Linked DNA regions of Homo sapiens: region 1 is linked to region 2. A link is an interaction called in ENCODE POLR2A ChIA-PET data of the cell type or tissue named here. Cell type or tissue: Panc1. All regions are shown on one strand.

The links. Peaks named below come from ENCODE experiments on the same cell type or tissue, not always from the same donor. Only the 100,000 strongest peaks of a DNase experiment are listed, where the experiment ranks them.
Region 1: POLR2A ChIA-PET joins it to region 2 with 8 read pairs; 2 of 35 experiments call an interaction of 5 or more read pairs at or near these places.

What each region holds. Positions count from the first base shown.
Region 1 is chr7:116,826,261-116,831,260 of GRCh38, forward strand. All of the region lies in intron 1 of LOC124901731 (a long non-coding RNA gene), which reads left to right. Among named protein-coding and RNA genes, the nearest start is that of CAPZA2, 34 kb to the right of the region's middle. In Panc1, a CTCF peak has its summit at 2,227; no DNase peak of the experiment used is centred here.
Region 2 is chr7:116,529,051-116,534,050 of GRCh38, forward strand. All of the region lies in intron 2 of CAV1 (caveolin 1), which reads left to right. Among named protein-coding and RNA genes, the nearest start is that of CAV1, 6.5 kb to the left of the region's middle. In Panc1, no CTCF peak of the experiment used is centred here; no DNase peak of the experiment used is centred here; H3K4me3 peaks cover 1,348 bases; H3K27ac peaks cover 4,647 bases.

The DNA.
Region 1 (5,000 bases), 300 kb after region 2:
TTATTTCCTGGATGTTTTCAGAGGATCGAAAATTTGTGTAGAGTCTTTATTTGAAGCTGAATTATTGTCCTTGGTTTCACAGAGGGGTATATTAGCAAAGCATTTTTGGTGTTGAAGTTTGGGGCTGTGATTCAGTAGGTGGCACTTAAACATAATGGAAGTAGGTAGGCTTTTGCTCAGTCACGTGGCTCCTCTGTATTTTCTCCTAATTGCAGCCATCTACCTTTCAGTGCTCTGAAAGTGTAGGTTTCTCTCCCACTTGATTGCTGGCTACAGATCTCAGCTTGGCACCCACAGGTTGCACATTGCAGCTCCCGGGCGATCTTGGGCTTTATGTTCCCTCCCCAGCTTGAAGGCAACAGGGGAAGGAACTTTAGCAGTGGTTGTGGCAGAGGGGCTTTCACTTGTCTCTTGGGGTTTCACCCCAGAAAGATGCAGACCAGCTATCAGTCACTATGATCAGCCCAGAATGGGCTGGCTGTGCTGTGGACCCAAGCCGGTAAGACCCTGCCTGGTAATAAGCAGCAGGGTGGATGACACCTGGGGGAGACAAACTGGCCTCTCCTTAGGGCAACTGCAGCTTGCTGGAGGTGTGGCTAAAGCACTCAGGGTTTTTGCTCCTTCCCTGGTCAGCAGGCAGCAAGGGCAGTACCACTGCAGTGACAGCACCCACACTTTAAATGTTAGTGTTTCCCAAGGCTCAAGTAGTTATTAAAATTCTATATCTTTTTTGTGTGTGTGTGATGGGGTCTCACTTTATCATCCAGGCTGGCGTGTAGTGGAACAATCATGGCTCACTGCAGCCTCAACCTCCCAGTCTCAAGCCATCCTTCCACCTCAGCCTCCTGAATAGCTGGGACCACAGATGCACATCACCACATCTGGCTAAATTTATTATTATTTTTTTGTTTGTAGAGACAGGCTCTCCCTGTGTTTCCCAGGCTGGTCTTAAATTCCTGGGCTCAAGTGATCTTCCCACCTCACCCTCCCAAAGCACTGAGATTCTAAGTATGAGCCACCAGGCCCTGCCTAAAATTCTATCACTTAAACATCTCTTATGTCTTTGTCTTCTTTTGTTTTTCTACTGCCTTACCTCAGGCTCTTGTTATCTTTTACCTTAACCTCTTAAATGGTCTCCTAATTGGCCTTTCTCTCTCCAGTTTCACCATTTCTAAATTCAATTTCCAATTTTTCTAATACACACATTTTCAGTTAACCTCCAAAGTTTCCACCTTTTATACACGGTCCTAAGTAAAGTTTGAAAAGGACCTCAGTGATTAGGCCGCTGCCTCCATGAGCACCACAGTTCACAGCTCTTCGATACTCACCTATGCTCCAGCCACTCCAAAAGACTTTTACATGTCCTCCATTTTCCTGTCTTTGCTCTCATACAGACTGTTCCTTCATCTGTAAATGCCTTTCCATCAGCCCCCACCCCTCCCATCTGTCTGGGAGATGTTAAACTCATACTCTTCCTTTAATACCCAACTCAAGGATCTCCTCTTCTGCAAAATCTTCCCCAATCTACCAAATTCCACATTGGCCCTGATTTTTCTGTGCTGCCACTTTCCCTAATACATACGTTTGTAATTTTACTTTTCAAGTTATATTACAATTATTTATTAACTTGTTGCCACATTGTGAGCTTATGTTTTATTTTTGCATCTCTATCAGTCTTCCTGGGATATAATAATATGTTACTAATAAACACTTGTTGATGGAGAAAATAAAGACATTAAAGATAAATACATACAGCCACTCATTAAACGTGCATTATAAAGAAGTTGCGGTTCCAAATTATCATTTTAGAAGTAGCCACAGAAGATAAGTCATACATAGTTACTTTTTAGTATTTCCAATTCAAAAAGTGATGAAGAATAGAAATCATATATTCTGGAACCCCTACTTAATAATTTATGTTAAATCTCAAACACTTTGAAATCTGGTGTTTAAGAACTGATAGTCATCACCTCCTCTCTTCTCTGTTTGCCACTTAGAAAATGACCAGTTAACAACATTCTTTATTTCACATGTATCTTATAATTAGTTGGTTTAAAAAAAAAAAAAAAGCCAGTAATCTGTTTTTTTGTTTTCTTTCTTGAGACAGATTCTCACTCTACCACTCTATTGCCCAGGCTGGAGTACAGTGGCATGATCTCAGCCCTGCAACCTCTGCCTCCCGGGTTTAAGCAATTCTCCTGCCTCAGCCTCGCAAGCAGCTAGGTGGGGCTACAGGTATGCGCCACCATGCCCAGCTTATTTCTGGTTTTTTTTTTTTTTTTTTTAAGTAGAGTTGGGGTTTCTCCATGGTGACCAGGCTGGTCTCAAACTCCTGACCTTAGGTGATCTGCCCACCTAGACTTCCCAAAGTCCTGGGATTACAGGCGTAAGCCACCACACCCAGCTCAGAAATCTGTTTATTATGACAGTTCCAGGTTATTTTGGAATTCCTGGACCAAATACACAAATCCATTCTTTTAATAGTCCTTGGAAATACGGAGCATCTGATTAGATGCCAAAAGGAAGGGAGATGCTTGGTATCCTTTTGGTGGGTCTTGAAAACACTGGGAACACTAATAACTGCTAGAACTGTTAAATAGCAGAGTCACCACTAATGGTGAAAATGCACTATTAATATAAGCCTCTTTTTTGCAGGGAGTGGAGAGTCTTTTATTCCCTAAAAATATCTGAAAGACGAAAGCAGGATATGCATCTCAACTGTAGCATAAGGCCTCTTCTGGCCCAAACAATCTTCCCTACCTCTTAAGATCTGTTCTTCCTACCATTAAAATTAGCATATTGTCTTTATAAAATCCCTGCTAAAAAGTACCTAGGAAAGTTTCTCCCATGCAAAAAATAATTATCATTACTGTGTTGGCCGCTCCGTTTGTCAGATTTTCAAAGTGAGAGCAAAACCCAAAGAGATAGGAGTGGTAAGAAACAAGAAGCTAGAGCTAGAAAAGGAAGTCTGAAAAGAGAAGGATAAGACTTGAGGCAAAATTCTGTCTGCTTTTGACTGATGATTCTCGGTTCTCCAAAGAAATGCAACCTTTGTTTTGTGCTTACTTACTTCAGTGACAAAGTGAGGACTCCTGAGTTAATGGTCTGCAAAAGCATTGAAGATTAAGAGCAATAGACAGAATTCCTAGCTTGGGGTGGGCTTCACTTACAGAGCCTTCCATGAGACCTGGCTAAATGAAACCACTCTACATTTTCATTCTTAATGAAAGTGTGAGAAAGTCTGAGAAAACCAAGAACTCTTCCTAAAATGTCAGAACTAGGAGGAAAATCCACAGTACCTTTTACAAAATGAAAGTTTAAGTAAATGATTGTACTTGATAACAATATTAGAATCCATCCTGCTTCTGGCAAAGAGAACTTTGCCTACTGTAACAAGTTTGGCTGGTCTGCTTTTTAATTTCTCCATTTCCTGCTTCCTACACTGCCACTTGTTTCTACCTCAAAGGTGATCAGTCTTCAGTGGCCTGTTCTATGTACCTACCATTTTGAACTTGTAATATCTCCCATTGATTTCATGCTGTTCTTTCTGGAATCTGTTGGCTGTGGGGGTCTGTTCTGCTATGGTATAGTATGTGCAGGCAGTTCTGTGTTTGTCTTGTTTCTTGCTTTGTCACAAGACAAGTATTTCATTACTGTGGTGTTTTTTGTTTTTTTGCTTTGAGACGGAGTTTTGCTCTTGTCGCCCAGGCTGGAGTGCAATGGCACACCCTCGGCTCACTGCAACCTCCGCCTCACTGCAAGCTTTGCCTCATGGGTTCAAACAATTCTCCTGCCTCAGCCTCCCAAGTAGCTGGGATTACAGGACCCAGCTAATTTTTGTATTTTTTTAGTAGAGATGGGGTTTCATCACGTTGGCCAGGTCGGTCTCGAATTCCTGACCTCAGGTTATTTGCCACCTCCGCCTCCCAAAGTGCTGGGATTACAAGCGTGAGCCACCACGCCCAGCCTACTGTGGATTTTTATAGGTCATTAACTCATGCATTTGAGACTGGGGCAGGAAATAAATAAGATAGTCCTTTTGGAAATACACAGTAATTGGGCAAATCCCTACAGAAAGAAAGATGCTTGATGTTATTTTGGTAAGTCCTGAAAATACCCACCAAACAAGATGATCCTGGAGCATTTTCCAGTGCTAGAAAAGTAAGAAAATCCTAAAATAAAGATACATGTATATACATTGTGTAAAGATACACAATGATGGGGACATAAAACCTAACTGAAAGAGTGCCCAGTAGCCAAAGCTGGTACAATTTGAGCAACAATATAAAGAAATATCATAGGCCGGGCGCGGTGTGTCAGCACTTTGGGAGGCCAAGGCGGGTGGATCACGAGGTCAGGAGTTCAAGACCAGCCTGTCCAAGATGGTGAAACCCCATCTCTACTAAAAACACAAAAATTAGCCGAGCGTGGTGGCAGGCACCTGTGATCCCAGCTACTTGGGAGGCTGAGGAAGGAGAATCGCTTGAACCCGGAGGGCAGAGGTTGCAGTGAGCCGAGATCACACCACTGCACCCCAACCTGGGCAATAGAGTGAGACTCTGTCACAAAAAAAATAAATAAATAAAAATAAAAGGAAATATCATATTATAACCTAAAGTATAAAATAAATATTCATAAATCAGTAGTAATATAAATGATTGAATAAATAAATGGAGGAGAAGGGAAAAGTCTCCCATGCAGAATTCCAGATAATTTACATAGCCTCTCCTCCCTCAAAAAGTCAAGCATAATCCCCCATTCCCTAAGTAGGATCTGAGCATAGTGACTTCCTTCCAAAGAGTACAGTCATGGAAAGGGGGAGAGAATGAGAACTTTACGGTAGAGAAACCTGGCAGACACTACCTCAGCCAGGTGATCAAAGTCAGCATCAACAATGCTAAGTCATGTTGGTCGTAGGCAACCTTAATATGATATGGTGAAAACAGCACTTGACCTCTGTGGTCTTCCTGCTGAAAACACACAACCCCAGTCTAATCATG
Region 2 (5,000 bases):
AACTCCTGACCTCAAGTGATCCACTGGTCTTGGCCTCCCAAAGTGTTGGGATTACAGATGTGAGCCACTACACCTGGCCAACAACACAGACTTCTTAAAAAAATCATGACAATAATTTTGGGTGCTTCTTAAAAGCACCCAAAGCTTTACTGCTAATGCATGGTAGCTTAAAACTTCACATAATAAGAAAGAACCAGTGGCCAATGGAATCTACTGTTAAAGGTACCCAATCAAGTAAGGAAAAGTTGGTCCTAAAAGCAAGCAGCCCTGTAAAAGCTGCTCTGTCCAATATGGTAATCACTAGCCATTTGTGTTTCCATTTAAATTTCAAGTAATTAATATCAAGTAAAATTTAAAATTCAGTTCCTTAGTCACACTAGCCACGTTGTGAGTGTGCAACAGGTAAAGCTAGTGGCACAGACATAGAACATTTCCATCAGCACAGAAATCTCTATTGGACAGTGCCAGATTAGGGTGTTCTCTGCATTGTAAAAGCATCCCCTTGCCAAGTTAAAGAAAACAACAACAAAACTCTAGAGAAGAAATGAAACCCCAGTTTCATTTCTGGAGAGGAAAGAAAACTCATGTGTGGCATGAGTTTATATTCAAGAAGGTGCAGCATTATTACCTATTTTACTAGTAATAATGACACACATTATAGTATACAATCCAGTTCCAATAAAATTAATTTCTCATCTTACTAAAAGCTTGCTGCTCCACATTATGAGACAATTTACCCAAATATAGACATTTACCCAAAAATATTAAGTAGCTTGTGAATACTTTTTAAAATTTCCTTTAATTAAAGTGGTCACAAACTCAAACCCTTCATTCTCCCTCTGAGATTTCTGTGTCATCTTTTGTTCACATTGTTATTCACATGTTTATTATGTACTTATTTTGATTTTCTAGATAAATAAAATGGCTTCAAATCTATAATTCTGATAAAATTAGCCATCAATTAATTTATTTATTAAACCCATGCAATATGCTAGATTAGATGCTTTGCTATGTAATTCCTACAATAAATCCTAGCAATCACAAAGATTACAGTTAGTGAGACGACATGCACACAGGTAAAAAGTGTTTTTAAAAAATACATACATACAACCAAAACAGTAAGTCACTGCTACATGGAAACTGATTGGTCCTTTTTCCTTTTTTTTTTTTTGCCTTGACTGCCAGGAAGCAGTTTCAAATCTATAGCTGGATTTTAAGTTTCATTAATTCATGTTCCCACATATGGTTCTGTATTTTCACTTCCCCCTTTTAACTGACATACTGTCTTATGTGATCTCTACTGTAAGCCTTCTCATCATTTTGGAAACAGACCAAATATAATATATATGATAAGGAATCAAAAGTAAATACAGTAGTGTTGAATATTGCATAACAAAAAGGTTTTTAAATAGGGAATGGTATCAATATGAAGTGTTAGGGAGACCCAGCCATGAAAAGGATAGCAGGGTCAGAGAAGGAGGATGTATTGCAGCTGGTTTAATGGAGAATGGTATGAAGGAGGTGCAGTTTGAATTGGGTCATGGAGGACAGATGGATTGCAAATAGCTGGGGCAAAAGCACAGGAAGGCATTCTAAACGAGCCAGGCATGGAGACAAGAATGTCTCCCACAAGGGAGTTGTAGTAGCTCAATCAGACTGGGATTTGAGATTTCATGTGGCAGAGTGGTAGGTGATAAAGGTGAAAAGACTGATCATAGTAAAATGCGGAGTCTGTAAATCCAGCACTCATGATAAGTTTGGACATCATGTCAACAGTGGACAGCCATAAATGACTGCAAGCATCGGTGTGGTATAATGAAGGTGACGTTTTTGTAAAATGACTCTGGTGAAGGTACAGAAGGTAATGAAAAGTAGCCAGTCTAGTTGAGCAGAAAAGAGTTCAGATGTAATTGCATCATGGTCCAGATGTGAAATGAAGACAATGCGAAGTGGCATTGTGGATCGAAACATACATGCACAAAATGACAGAATTTTAGAATTTGAAGGGATCATCATGGTTACCAGGCTGGCCTCCAATTCCTCTTTTGTAATATTAATAGAAATTAAGGGCTAACAAGTTTAAAATGTTATCCATCTTTTTACATAGTTACTGCCCAAAGTGAATATTTTGAAATGTATCATTAAAGAAGAATAGATAAGATTATGTGATTCACCATGGACTATTGTCATGAGAGGAAAAATGTGTTTAGATGATTCTGTTAGCACTGAGACAAATCAGGATATCTGAAAGGAGGTCTTTGTTGAAAAACAGAAATATGCATTCATAACTTGCTTTTCTAAAATTGGAATGTAATGATTCTTAAATATGCACAGACACAAATTTTTCTTTAACAGTCAAGAAAATGCACGCAGGTGATAATCAGATCAGTTTTGGTTATAGTACAAAGGTTTAATGCCTCCGTGATCCCTTTCAACTTGAAAGCATTCTAGAGCAATTGGTGATTAATATCAGTATAACAGTCATTTATAAAATTATTATTTATTTGATATACATCTAATCAAAGCATAAGATTTATTTTTATTATTATTATTATACTTTAAGTTTTAGGGTACATGTGCACAATGTGCAGGTTAGTTACATATGTATACATGTGCCATGCTGGTGCGCTGCACCCACTAACTCGTTGTCTAGCATTAGGTTTAAAAGATCAGATTGTCTCGGCACCATGTTAATATCTTTTTCTGTTGGCATTAGTATTAGTTTTGCTTGTGTATTTGTTTAGGAGATAGCTTCACAAGTTGGTGATTGATATTCTACCATGTATGAAGTCATGCGTGGAATTCAGAATCCCCAGCTTGTAAAATTGCATTATGATCATCTTTAGTGGGAAATTGTTCTCAGAATACTGAGCAAAGGATGATACCAAAATGGCAGCTATTATTCATTCTTAAGCATATGAAATGCTTTCAGGTTCAACCCAAAATTACATACATTTTAAATGCTTACTAAAAGAGTCTTTTCCCTCCTCCATCTATTAACTGCAATCAAAAAACTTCGGTTTTAACTGAACATGATTTCATATTATTTATTAAAATTTAAGGCAAGGTGCACCAAGTACCCTTGAATTATGAAAAGCTTCATGATGTGGGATATTCTTTCAGTTAACGGCAGGGTTGGCTACACTTTTAAGGGGTTCAAAGTAGGAACAGCTGCAATAGTGAGCTGCATCTGGAAAGTCCAGTAATTTGAAAAACCACCTGTTTATGTATCCTGCCCACTCAAGTCCATAAAATAACAGACACTTTCATATTCCAAATGAAACTGCTTTTTAGTTTGCCCTACTTTTAAACATAACTCTTTGTGATGGAATGACCAGAAACAGCTGGTCTCTAAGAGGACAGGGCTATGTGCGCTCACCTGCGGGGTTGGACCTTCCATAATCCCCCTGGCTGTGGGGAAAGTTGAGGGCTGCTGTCTTTATACAAAGATGGTTTATTCCAAGATACACACACTCTTCTTCCACACCCTGGAGACCTTGCATATTTAGTATCTTCTTTACCATAATCTGAGGCCCTAGAGAAAAAGATTTGCAAACTATACTTGTTTTAAAACAACTTTCTAAAAAAGACACTCTCAGCCCCTAGAAATTATGCCTAACACATAGATGCTCAGAGGCAACCTGTTGTAGTGCAAGAGGATTGTGCCAAGATTAGAAAACAAATATTTGCAACTTTTGTAACTGTCTTCTCTAAAACTTGAATGTGGTGATTCTAAAGTAAAGACCGACACAAAATTCTTTTTCTTTAGCAGTCAGGAAAAGGCATGCATGAAGTAATCAGATCAGGTGTGGTTTCAGCATAATGGCCTAATGCTTTCATGATCTCTTTCAACTGGAAAGCGTTCTAGTCCCACTGGACACCAAGGAGGAAGAAGGGACGGAAAATATTAGGCCCATAGGTTTATCTTCCTCAGTAGTCCACGAGATTTGAGCTTATATGTAGGGAGCAAAATTGTTTGTCTAAAAGCAGTTAATAAATGCCCCAAAAAGGCTGGGCGCAGTGACTCACTCCTGTAATCCCAGCACTTTGGGAGCTCAAGATTGGTGGATCATGAGGTTAGGAGAGCAAGATCATCCTGGCCAACACGGTGAAACCCCATCTCTATGAAAAATACAAAAATTAGCTGGGTGTGGTAGCGCGTGTTTAATCCCAGCTACTGGGGAAGCTGAGGCAGGAGAATGGCTTGAACCCAGGAGGCCAAGATTGCAGTGAGCCAAGATTGCGCCACTGCACTCCAGCCTGGTGACACAGCGAGACTCCGTCTCAAAAAATAAAATAAATAAAATAAAATAAAATAAAATAAAATAAAATAAAATAAAATAAAATAAAATAAAATAAAAATAAAATGAACGCCCCAAAAATATTTTGGGCAAACTATTTTGTGTTTCTTTTCTTTATTTATTTATTTCTTTTGAGACAAAATCTTGCTCTGTTGCCCCGGCTGGAGTGCAATGGCACAATCTTGGCTCACTGTATCCTCAACCTCCTGGGCTCAAGCAACTCCTGAGTAACTGGGACCACAGGGATGTGCCACAATTCCCGGCTAATTGTTTTAGCCAGGATATAAATGCTGCCTACATAGAGTTTGTAGCTATCTCCTTGACTTTCTTTATGCAGATTCCTTCACAAACTTTTGATGGATTCCTTTACCAAATTCTACTGTCTGTTAAAATCTTCTATCTTTATATCTTTAGTCCAAACAACACGTCATTTATAAACCTTAAAATTGTTTCTGGGCAAATAAACAAGGCAAAATAGGAATATATATTTTTAGGCAATTTACTTCTGTTTTGGTCTCATAAAAAATTGTAATTAAATTGTAGAAAATATTTCAATTCCTCTTTAATATCCTCTCCTCACATACTGGCTCTCAACTTCTAATCCTCCTATTGAAACATTGATTGGGAGGCCAAGGCAGGCGGATCAACTGAGGTCAGGAGTTTGAGACCAGCCTGGCCAACATGGTGAAACCCTGTCTC